Linked DNA regions of Homo sapiens: region 2 is linked to region 1. A link is a contact called in ENCODE Hi-C or POLR2A ChIA-PET data. All regions are on one chromosome and are shown on one strand. The core of a region is the stretch at or near the end of the contact, and the rest is flanking DNA. Distances in the headings are between cores, read along the strand shown. Region 1 holds the start of UBN2 (ubinuclein 2). Region 2 holds the start of KIAA1549.

What was found. Hi-C counts contacts between places; a loop is a spot of excess contacts on that map. ChIA-PET counts read pairs that join two places held with the same protein, here RNA polymerase II (POLR2A). Pooled maps may share reads with other maps.
Region 2: a map of endothelial cell of umbilical vein shows a loop between it and region 1 (20-fold over the local background). The contact joins the promoter of KIAA1549 here to the promoter of UBN2 in region 1. A Hi-C loop is called at or near these places in 2 of 168 maps with a recorded cell type or tissue (B cell and endothelial cell of umbilical vein), 2 of 37 single-sample maps with no recorded cell type and 8 of 50 pooled maps. POLR2A ChIA-PET finds 5 or more read pairs at or near these places in 4 of 52 experiments (A673, H1, PC-9 and 1 more).

Annotation. Positions count from the first base shown.
Region 1 is chr7:139,229,429-139,233,732 of GRCh38, forward strand. It overlaps UBN2 (ubinuclein 2), which reads left to right and starts at 1,809. Exons shown (of 18, transcript NM_173569.4): 1 at 1,809-2,524. The coding sequence starts at 2,057. RefSeq lists enhancers at 1,590-1,749, 1,830-1,969 and silencers at 2,140-2,389, 2,600-2,819, 2,766-3,025.
Region 2 is chr7:138,979,453-138,983,756 of GRCh38, forward strand. It overlaps KIAA1549, which reads right to left and starts at 1,937. Exons shown (of 20, transcript NM_001164665.2): 1 at 1,631-1,937. The coding sequence starts at 1,817. RefSeq lists silencers at 551-845, 1,685-1,814, 1,855-2,234, 2,255-2,384 and enhancers at 856-1,742, 2,365-2,714.

The sequences.
Region 1 (4,304 bases), core at 559-3,058:
CTGAACTAGGGTTTTCAATTTTGATCAGTTTAGAAGAAGAAAAAGATCAGGCACCACAGTGGATCAGATGTTCATGTACCACTGTCCTAATGAATTCTGGAGTGCAATAAACCTATGATCAGGCAAGAACTTCCATGGCATTAAATAAAATCTTTCCTAATTTGCTTCTATATGATGTTAACATTTTTTTCTACACTGTATTATAAAATATTTTATATTAAATTAACTCTGTTGCGTCTGTTGCTTTTACTTTATCCTAAGCAGTAGGTAAGTATTGTGAAACTTATATTTCACATATGCACATATGTGTTATGTATATATGGGTGTATATTCTAGGTTACAGTGTAAAATGTCTTACTGTGGGTTATGGATCAAAAAGTTGGAAAACTCAGTGGGTGAGAAGTTAGAAGATAATGTTGGATAAGTAACACACCTGTAGAAGGATTTGGCCCACAGACCACCAGTTTGCAGTCTCTGAGCTAAATTGTGGAGGATATTGAATATGAGTATACATACATAGAACTCAGTTTGTAGGTAAGTTGCAGCCAGAACAGAGAACGATATAATAAAAACTCTTTTAGAGACATTAATATGACCCCGTCTCAAGACTGGTGGGAACAGAGACTGAAGGCAGAAAGGTCATTTAAGTATCACTAAGGCAATCTAAAAATGAGACCCGAATTCAGAATCAGAAAAGGAGCAATAGGGAAGGAGATAATGTAGGTAAAACATGGCGCCGAGTAGAAAAGATAGGGTTTTAGAGCTGGGAGAGACCTTTGGAATCATAGATTTCATCACCATCTTCGTCCAAGTAGGGAAAGTAATAACAGGAGAGGAAAAAACGGAACCCTCTCAGAATTTGTCAATGACGTCACACTGACTTAATAAAAGAGCTTTCAATAGTTAATGCAATTAACAGAAGGCTTGGATTCCCTTCAGGATGTGAAGGGCGAGCCCTCAAATTTACTTTTTATTCAATGGATTAAAATGGCCAGTAATTCTTATCCTTTTAAACCCGACTTCCAATTAATTAATTACAAGTGAGCCTATGGGGCGTGCCCAATCAATTCCTTCCCCATCCTGAAATGGGTCCTTTAGCATTCTCATAAACAGTACGTTTCCTGAAATACCACTAAACCCTCTTAAGAAGTTTTCTATGATTTCAGCAGTTTAGGCCTTCTGAATGAGCCCAGAACTCCTCATCTGCTTGTTAATTTTCCAACTGCAAAGCGTTATTGAACATTTAATGACCCTGCCCCACGCAACGCCCACTGCGGCCGGGCGAGGGAAACCGGAGTAGGTCGAGGAAGGGGAGGCCTGCGCTTTCGGGAGGGAAGCCGCTGGGGCTAGTCTGGCTGAAGCTGGGCACTTCCTTTTTTCCCTCGATACTTAAGGCTACGGGGACACAGGGCGGGCAGGCACAACGGCTGGCGCGTCTCTCTACCCTTGCCCAGAGTCCGCCTTGAATAATCAGCTAACAACCCCAATTCCCTTGAACCCAGCACGGGAGACCCGGCGCCAATGGCTAGGTCGGTCTCAGTCCCATCCCGATGCTAGCCCCGGGAAGCTCCTGGAGCGCCTCTGGTTTCCGGGTGCGAATAGTAAACTGCTCGGGAAACCCCAGAACCCTCCCTTTGAGGAAGGGTGCAGACGGCGTCTCCGTTTCCACGGAAACAGGCCGAGCCATGTCGTCACTTCCGCCGACCTGTCTGGACTCCAGACTGTTGGGAGGAAAAGAGGAAAACTGAGCAACAGCCACGACAGTGGACGCGAGCGTCTCCTCTGTGCGCATGCGCCCGCTCAGCGGCCTGCTTCTATTTATGTGGGGGATCCAACATGGCGGCCGCGGCGACCCTGGCGATGGCGGTGAAGCCCATCAGAACGTAGTAGCGGGGAAGGGGACACGGTCCGCACTCACCGTGGCGCCGGCGGAGACGGCTGAGGGTGGTGGAGGGAAGAAAAGCGACAGAGAGCAAGAGGAAGGGCGGGCAGGCACGCAGCGCGCCGTAGAAGCGAGCGCCGGCTCGAGCAAAAGCGGAGGGCCAGAACAGTGGGGATGGCGGAGCCGCGCAGAGTAGCGTTCATTAGCTTGTCACCGGTGCGGCGGCGCGAGGCCGAGTACCCGGGGCCCGAGCGTGAGCCCGAGTACCCCCGCGAGCCCCCCCGGCTGGAGCCGCAGCCGTACCGCGAGCCGGCCCGGGCGGAGCCGCCGGCCCCGCGGGAGCCTGCCCCCCGCTCGGACGCGCAGCCCCCGTCGCGGGAGAAGCCGCTCCCCCAGCGCGAGGTCAGCCGCGCCGAGCCGCCCATGTCGCTGCAGCGGGAGCCCCCGCGGCCCGAGCCGCCGCCGCCGTTCCCGCCGCTGCCCTTGCAGCCGCCCCCGCCGCGGGAGTCGGCTTCCCGGGCTGAGCAGCCGCCGCGGCCGCCGAGGGAGACGGTGCGCCTGGAGCTGGTGCTTAAGGACCCCACCGACGAGAGCTGCGTGGAGTTCAGTTACCCGGAGCTGCTGCTGTGCGGAGAACAACGGGTACAGAAGATTCTTCCCTCCTGCCCCAGACCCCGGGAGCCTCAGGACCCGCCGCCTTCCCCAGCTGGTTTGCACCTTGGGACGCCCACCGAGCGCGTCCGGGTCGCCCCGAGGGTGGGGTGCGGGGGGCCGGGGCCGAGCGGGTGGACGGGGCGGTGAGCGCTGCTTTCTCCACTCCCCAGGGTGGCCGAGGCTCTCACCCGGCTGCGCCGAATCCCCAAACCCCCGGCACTCGCTCCCAACGCCGCGCCGAGCTCGTTTTCTTGTGCACCTTTCGGAACCTCAGATTTTCCTTCTTTCCTTTCTGCTCCCCACACAAAATCCTGGGGCCCTGCAGGCCGTGTGGCTGGGTTCTCCCTGTGGCGCTACAGCTGTCGTTCCAGTAGAAAGGAAGAGAAAACCTTGGGGGACACGCCCCCCAGTCTGAAGCAGAGATTGTGTAACCCCTCTCGTATCATCCTCATCCTCATCACTGTTTGTTTTGCTGGGCGCCGTGGCTGCTGAGGTGTGCTTGCGTGCCTGTGATATTTTTCTTAATCGAAGGGAATTTAAGAATAATTAAAGGTTTTCAGAGACTAAGGATCCCACTTTAGGAATGGAGAAGTGGGTTAGTTAATCTGGTTACTAATTTTTCTCTCGTGTTGGTATTGGAAAACCTTTTTAGCTTTCCTTTTTTGTGGAGTTCGTTCATATTGTAATTGAATGGGAAGGTGTCTCCTGTTTTATTTGACACCTACCCGTCATATTATTTAAGTGTACTATCATTAGTTTATAGAAGGATATTGTATTCAGCCTTTGTAATTTTCGGAGGATGATGAAAAAAATGTCAGCTTTGAATTTTTTAAAATAATTGAAAATATATAGGTATGCTTTTGATGTAAGAGGTGAACAATGGAGAAAGGATAGGGGTTATGTTCGTAATTGTAATTTTTATTGTTGTGGGTTGGTGGATCTTCAGAAGTAAGTTAGAAAAGGAAATGATAGATTAACAGTAAGGAAAGAGAACAGTTTTCTCTGTTGCTTAGCAATTATACCCGTTATTAGGTTTTGCTTTAGCTTGAGTCTAATGGACTCCAGAAGTCCCTTGTTTTGTTTTCATCTTCAACTACCTTTATGGTCAAAATGACTGACTGCTTAGTCACAAAGTATCATGTTGAACAATTTCACTAGGTTTTGTTTACTTCATGGCCAGCTAATGTTTTGATCATTATTTAGAAATGTTATGTGGTCAAATCATTACAAAATGTTTTCAACCAAAATGAATTGTTTAAAGGTAGAGATCATTTTGGTCACTTCCACCTAACATTTTGCTCGTCAGACTCACTTGAATGCCCCTTCTTTATAAATCTGAGGTCACTTTTTTCCCAAAAGAATATTAAAAATATTGGATTGGAGCATTTTTCAAACATTGTATTTGAGCTGCTAATCTAAGTTGGTTTGCAGTTTTTGTAATTTTCATAAATTACAGGAGAAAAGCATTATCTTTGGATAAAAATACATAGCAATAACGACATTTACTGGTTCTTACTGTGTGCTAGACACAGTTCTAAGCACTGCACATGGTTTTTCTAGTAGTCCAACAGAACTCCACGAGGTAAAAACTATTATCCTCACTTTACAAATGTATGTAATTTTATTAGTACTTCTTTCCATAGTGATACAATTTGTTAGTAAAACAAAATTTCTTAAAATTAACTCATATAGTTTAGAGGATTCTGCCAAAATGACGTAAAATGTAAGTCGCAGTAGAAATACAAAGACCTTTATTATGTCTCTGTTT
Region 2 (4,304 bases), core at 687-3,186, 250 kb before region 1:
GCCTTAGTTTCCTCATCTGTAAAATGGGGATAACTATGCCTAACTCACAACGTGATTGGATCGTGTATATAAAATTCAACATCTGGCACACAAAAAGCACTCAGGAGATGGAAACCATTTATCTGCTGTGTCTTATGACAGATGAATCCACGAGTATCAGATGGGCTCTCTTTGTTGACTAAAGCCAAGAGACCCTTGACAATGATCTCTTCTCCTCTGGACACACAGGGCTGGAACTCGCAGGAGCAGGACTGAGACGGGAGGTCCTAGGTTAGAGTAAGGTGTTTGCACTAGCTGTATACTGCCTAAAAGAGACTCATTCTGTCACCCCAACCCTGGTTCCACCCAGCTATGGGAAATCTCTGCAGAGGCTTCAGGTGTGGATATGTCTATGGGCCAAGAGCGGGGGTGGGAGGCAGGGAAAGTGATGACTGTGACCTTGAGCAAGGCACTTCTCTGCCTTAGTTTCCTCTTTGGTAAGCAGAGTGGACCTGTTCCATGATCCCTGAAGTCCTCCCTGTGCTTCTATTGTACCATCCCCTCTAGGGCACTGGTTATAATTCTCACAGGTCCAAGGGACACCTTCAAATGTGTTCCAATTCCTCCCAGCCACTGAGTAGCCCTTTGGCCCTGCTCCCACGAGAAAGGAGGATTCGGAGCAGCGTTCACGGCTTTCTGGTTTTTGTTCTGTGTGCAGCAGCTCTCCACCCCTAGCTGCTCCTTCCACCTTTCCTTTTCCGCCTCAAAGTGGTCAAGTGCCTGTGCAGGGGCAATCGCTGGCCTGCAGTGTCAGCTCAGAGACGGTTTCCAGACCATCCTGTGTACAGGCTCAGGGTGGACAAATAAACATTTTGGAGAAGCAATAGGAATTAAATCATTTCTTCCACAACAAAACCCTTATGCTTCTTCATAAATCATGCCTCTTCATTCCATACTGATGAACAGTCACTAAATTGCATCTGTTATAAAAACAGCCCTTACTCCTTTCATGCCCAGACACTTAAGAATCAAAATATTTTCACACTCCATTGTACTAATAATGCCTTGCAGAAGTAATACCAATAGCTATTTCCCTGGAAAGATCCGTGGCCAGGGCGCTTTCCAAGAGGTTTTCTTTGAATGTTCTTTGTGTCCTGCTGTACGGGGGGACACGGCCGGCCTGCCCGCATCTGGGGGACGCTGGGCTTGTCCCGGTAATGCAATACTCTTTTAAAGCACACCTCGAATCCACCTCTTCGCCCCGACAATAAAGTATCTCAAAACATTCGATATGCCACATCATACAGCCTTGACAAAAAAGCACGCCGGTGCCTGCATTCTGCAGGAAAAACCAGGCACATTCTGAGATGAAGCCACCAGACCCGCTTCGGGTTCCATGGACAAGAGAACAGCTTTGCAGACCCCTTAGCAAGACCGGCCAGAAGCCGCTCGCTTGTTCGTTTTAATTATTTATTTCCCCCGTGCCTTTATTTGTTGGGCCCCAGAAGAATGGCAAAGCATCTTCCAGAAAGGACGGCGAGGGAGCTGGAGAATAAAAGAGGATGGGCGGGGAAAGCCGGGGTTTTGAAAACAGCAGCGATAAAGGCAGGCGGGGTCGCGGCCGCGTTCCGAGGGTCTCGGCGGAGCTTACCTGGGGCGCACGAGGCCGGCCGGGCCAGCAGCAGCAGCCAGAGGCCAGGAAGCAGCAGCCCCGGGCGGCGGCGGCGGGCGCAGCGGGCGGAAGGCCGTCGGCCGCTCGGCCCCGGGGCCAGCGCGACCCCGGCGCGGGGCTTCCCCTCCATGGCCGCGCCTCGGCGTCGGCGCCGCGCCCCCGGCATTCCCGGCCGGCGCCCCGGCCCGGCCTCGCGGCTCAGCGGCTCTCGGGTCCGGGAGGGGCGGCCGCTGCGGCTGCGGCTGGGACGGGGCGCCGCGCACCGGCGCGGAGGGAGGCCGGAGAGGCGGGGGCGGGCCGGGCCGGAACCGAGGACAGGGGCGCCAGCCGCACGCCCGCCTTGCCGCTCCGCCCCCTTCGGAGCCTCGGAGCCGCTGCCCGGCAACGCGCGGGCCCGGGCGCGGGACGGCGAGCACCCCCTCCCGGCCGGCCGGACGCCTGCCTGCCTGCCTGCCTGCCTGCCTGCGGGGCGGCCGGGGCAGCGTGCGCGGGGCTCGGCGCGGCAGAGGCGGCAAGGGCGGCGAGGCGGCGCGGCCCAGCCCTCCCCCAGGACCCGCCTTCCGGAGGGAGCGCGAGGGGCTCGGGGGGCCTGGGCCGGGCGGTGCCGCCCCGACCCGCACCCAACCCCGGGTCCCGCCGCGCGTTCCCCGGGGCGCCCGGATCAGGGTAGGCCGGCAAGCCGGGGGAGGGGTCCTCTCGCCTCCCTCGCTCCTCCTCTCCCGCCGACTCCTTGCGGGCAGCAGGTGTGTGGGGCGCCGCGCTCTCAGGACAGCCTCGGGGCCGCGGAGGGGACAAAGCCAGACAAAGTCGGGCTCCTGCGCTAGAGCTCAGCGTGCAAGGCAGGGGCGAGCAGAGCGCACGCAGCTCTCCCCCGCCTTCCTGCCTTAAGAAGGTGCGGCCACCTCTGCGGGTCTTCGGGAAGCGACCCTGCGCTCAGGGCCTGGGAGGCCCGCGGGACCCTGCACTTAGCAGGCCTTGAGCAGGCGGCTGCTGAAGCGAATGGGCGTGGAGCTGGGGAGACCCGCAAGGCCAGGCCGTTTTAGGGAAAGTGGCGCTCCTGAGAGGTGGAGAGAATGCCCAGAGAGCGTTTGAGGGTTGGAGTCCGCGGGGGGAATGAGGAACGGGAAGAAGGGAGTTGACATCTGTCAAGTACCTACTGTGTGCCAGGCACGTCACTCTGAAGACGCCCCGTGGCTTCAGGGTCTAGGGAGGAGGAATTGGAAGTTTTGAATCGTTGCATCCCACTGGCATTGTTGCATCAAGCAGATATTAACGGTGTGTGTGGGGGACACTATCTCGTGCAGAAAAACTATGGCAGACAGCGGAAAAGGTGAATCATTACACTGGCAGAGGGATCCTCGCGGCTATTCAGTCGGGTTCCCCTGCCAGGCCCAGCCCTTGAAGGGGCTGCCCAGCCTTGCAGCTCCAACTCTTCTGGACTCCTTGCCCTTGGCGAATAGTTCTTCCTAAGAATAGGACAGGGGCACTCTTCTGTAGGTACACACCTGGTCCTTACAGGTGGGTACTTGAAACCTGGTAGTTTCAAGGAAAATGAGAATAAAGGTTAAAAAAAGCTTTTGTTGATGTTCCTGGTGTTTTTACACGTTATTGTAACCCCCCATCATACAGCCCCTATGTTTATTACAGTAACTGCTCCTGTCTCCCAAAGAGGGTTCTGCGTGCACACCCAGGTAAGTACCTAAGAGAAACTGCCCAGATATGTCTGGTCCCAGGACACCATGGCCATAGATCTGGGACCTCTTATTCACACACTTATCTTTATTCTCTGAACTCTCTATAACAGCACATTTGACCACAAACCACTGCCTTCGTGCAACTCTTGAATGGTCTTGTCCTGTTGTGTTGTTTTATCTTTTATGAATTTATGCTTTGCACACACAGCCCCCACCCCACCTCCAATAAATTAATATGAAATTCAAATATGGTGCTATCCTGCTTAGGATTTCTCATAGCCCCAGTAAGCCCTCAGTAGACAATCGTTGGTTTGAGCCAGAGCATGCATTCCGCCCGTGAAGAGGTTCCATCTTCAGATTTGGCCTCAGCCTCCTGCAAGCTGCCATCTACACTAGACCCGTTGGTGTCAGAGAAAAAAGCCTCCCTCGGCCATGCGCGGTGGCTCACGCCTATAATCCCAGCACTTTGGGAGGCCAAGGCAGGCAGATCACCTGAGGTCAGGAGTTCAAGACCAGCCTGGCCAACATGGCAAACCCCGTCTCTAATAAAAACACAGAAAAATTTACCCAGGCATGGTGGCACGTGCTTGTAATCCCAGCTACTCAGGAGGCTGAGGCAGGAGGATCACTTGAACCCAGGAGGCGGAGGTTACAGTAAACCAAGATCACGCCACTGCACTCCAGCCTGGGTGCCACAGCAAGACTCCATCTCAAAAAAAAAAAAAAAAAAAAAAGGAAAAGAAAAAAGAAAGGAGTCTCCTTCTCCATTCTCTGCAAACTCAAAGACAATAGTGTTTGCCCTGCCATTAAGAGATTGATCAGCTGGAAGTAAAAATAAAAATTGGAACCCTGAGATACTAGAAATGACTCATGGACACCAAAGTGTCCGTGGAAAGTGAGGTCCCTAGGGTCCCTTAGTCTCCCAGCTCTGAAGGCATAAAACAAAATCTTACCTCTGT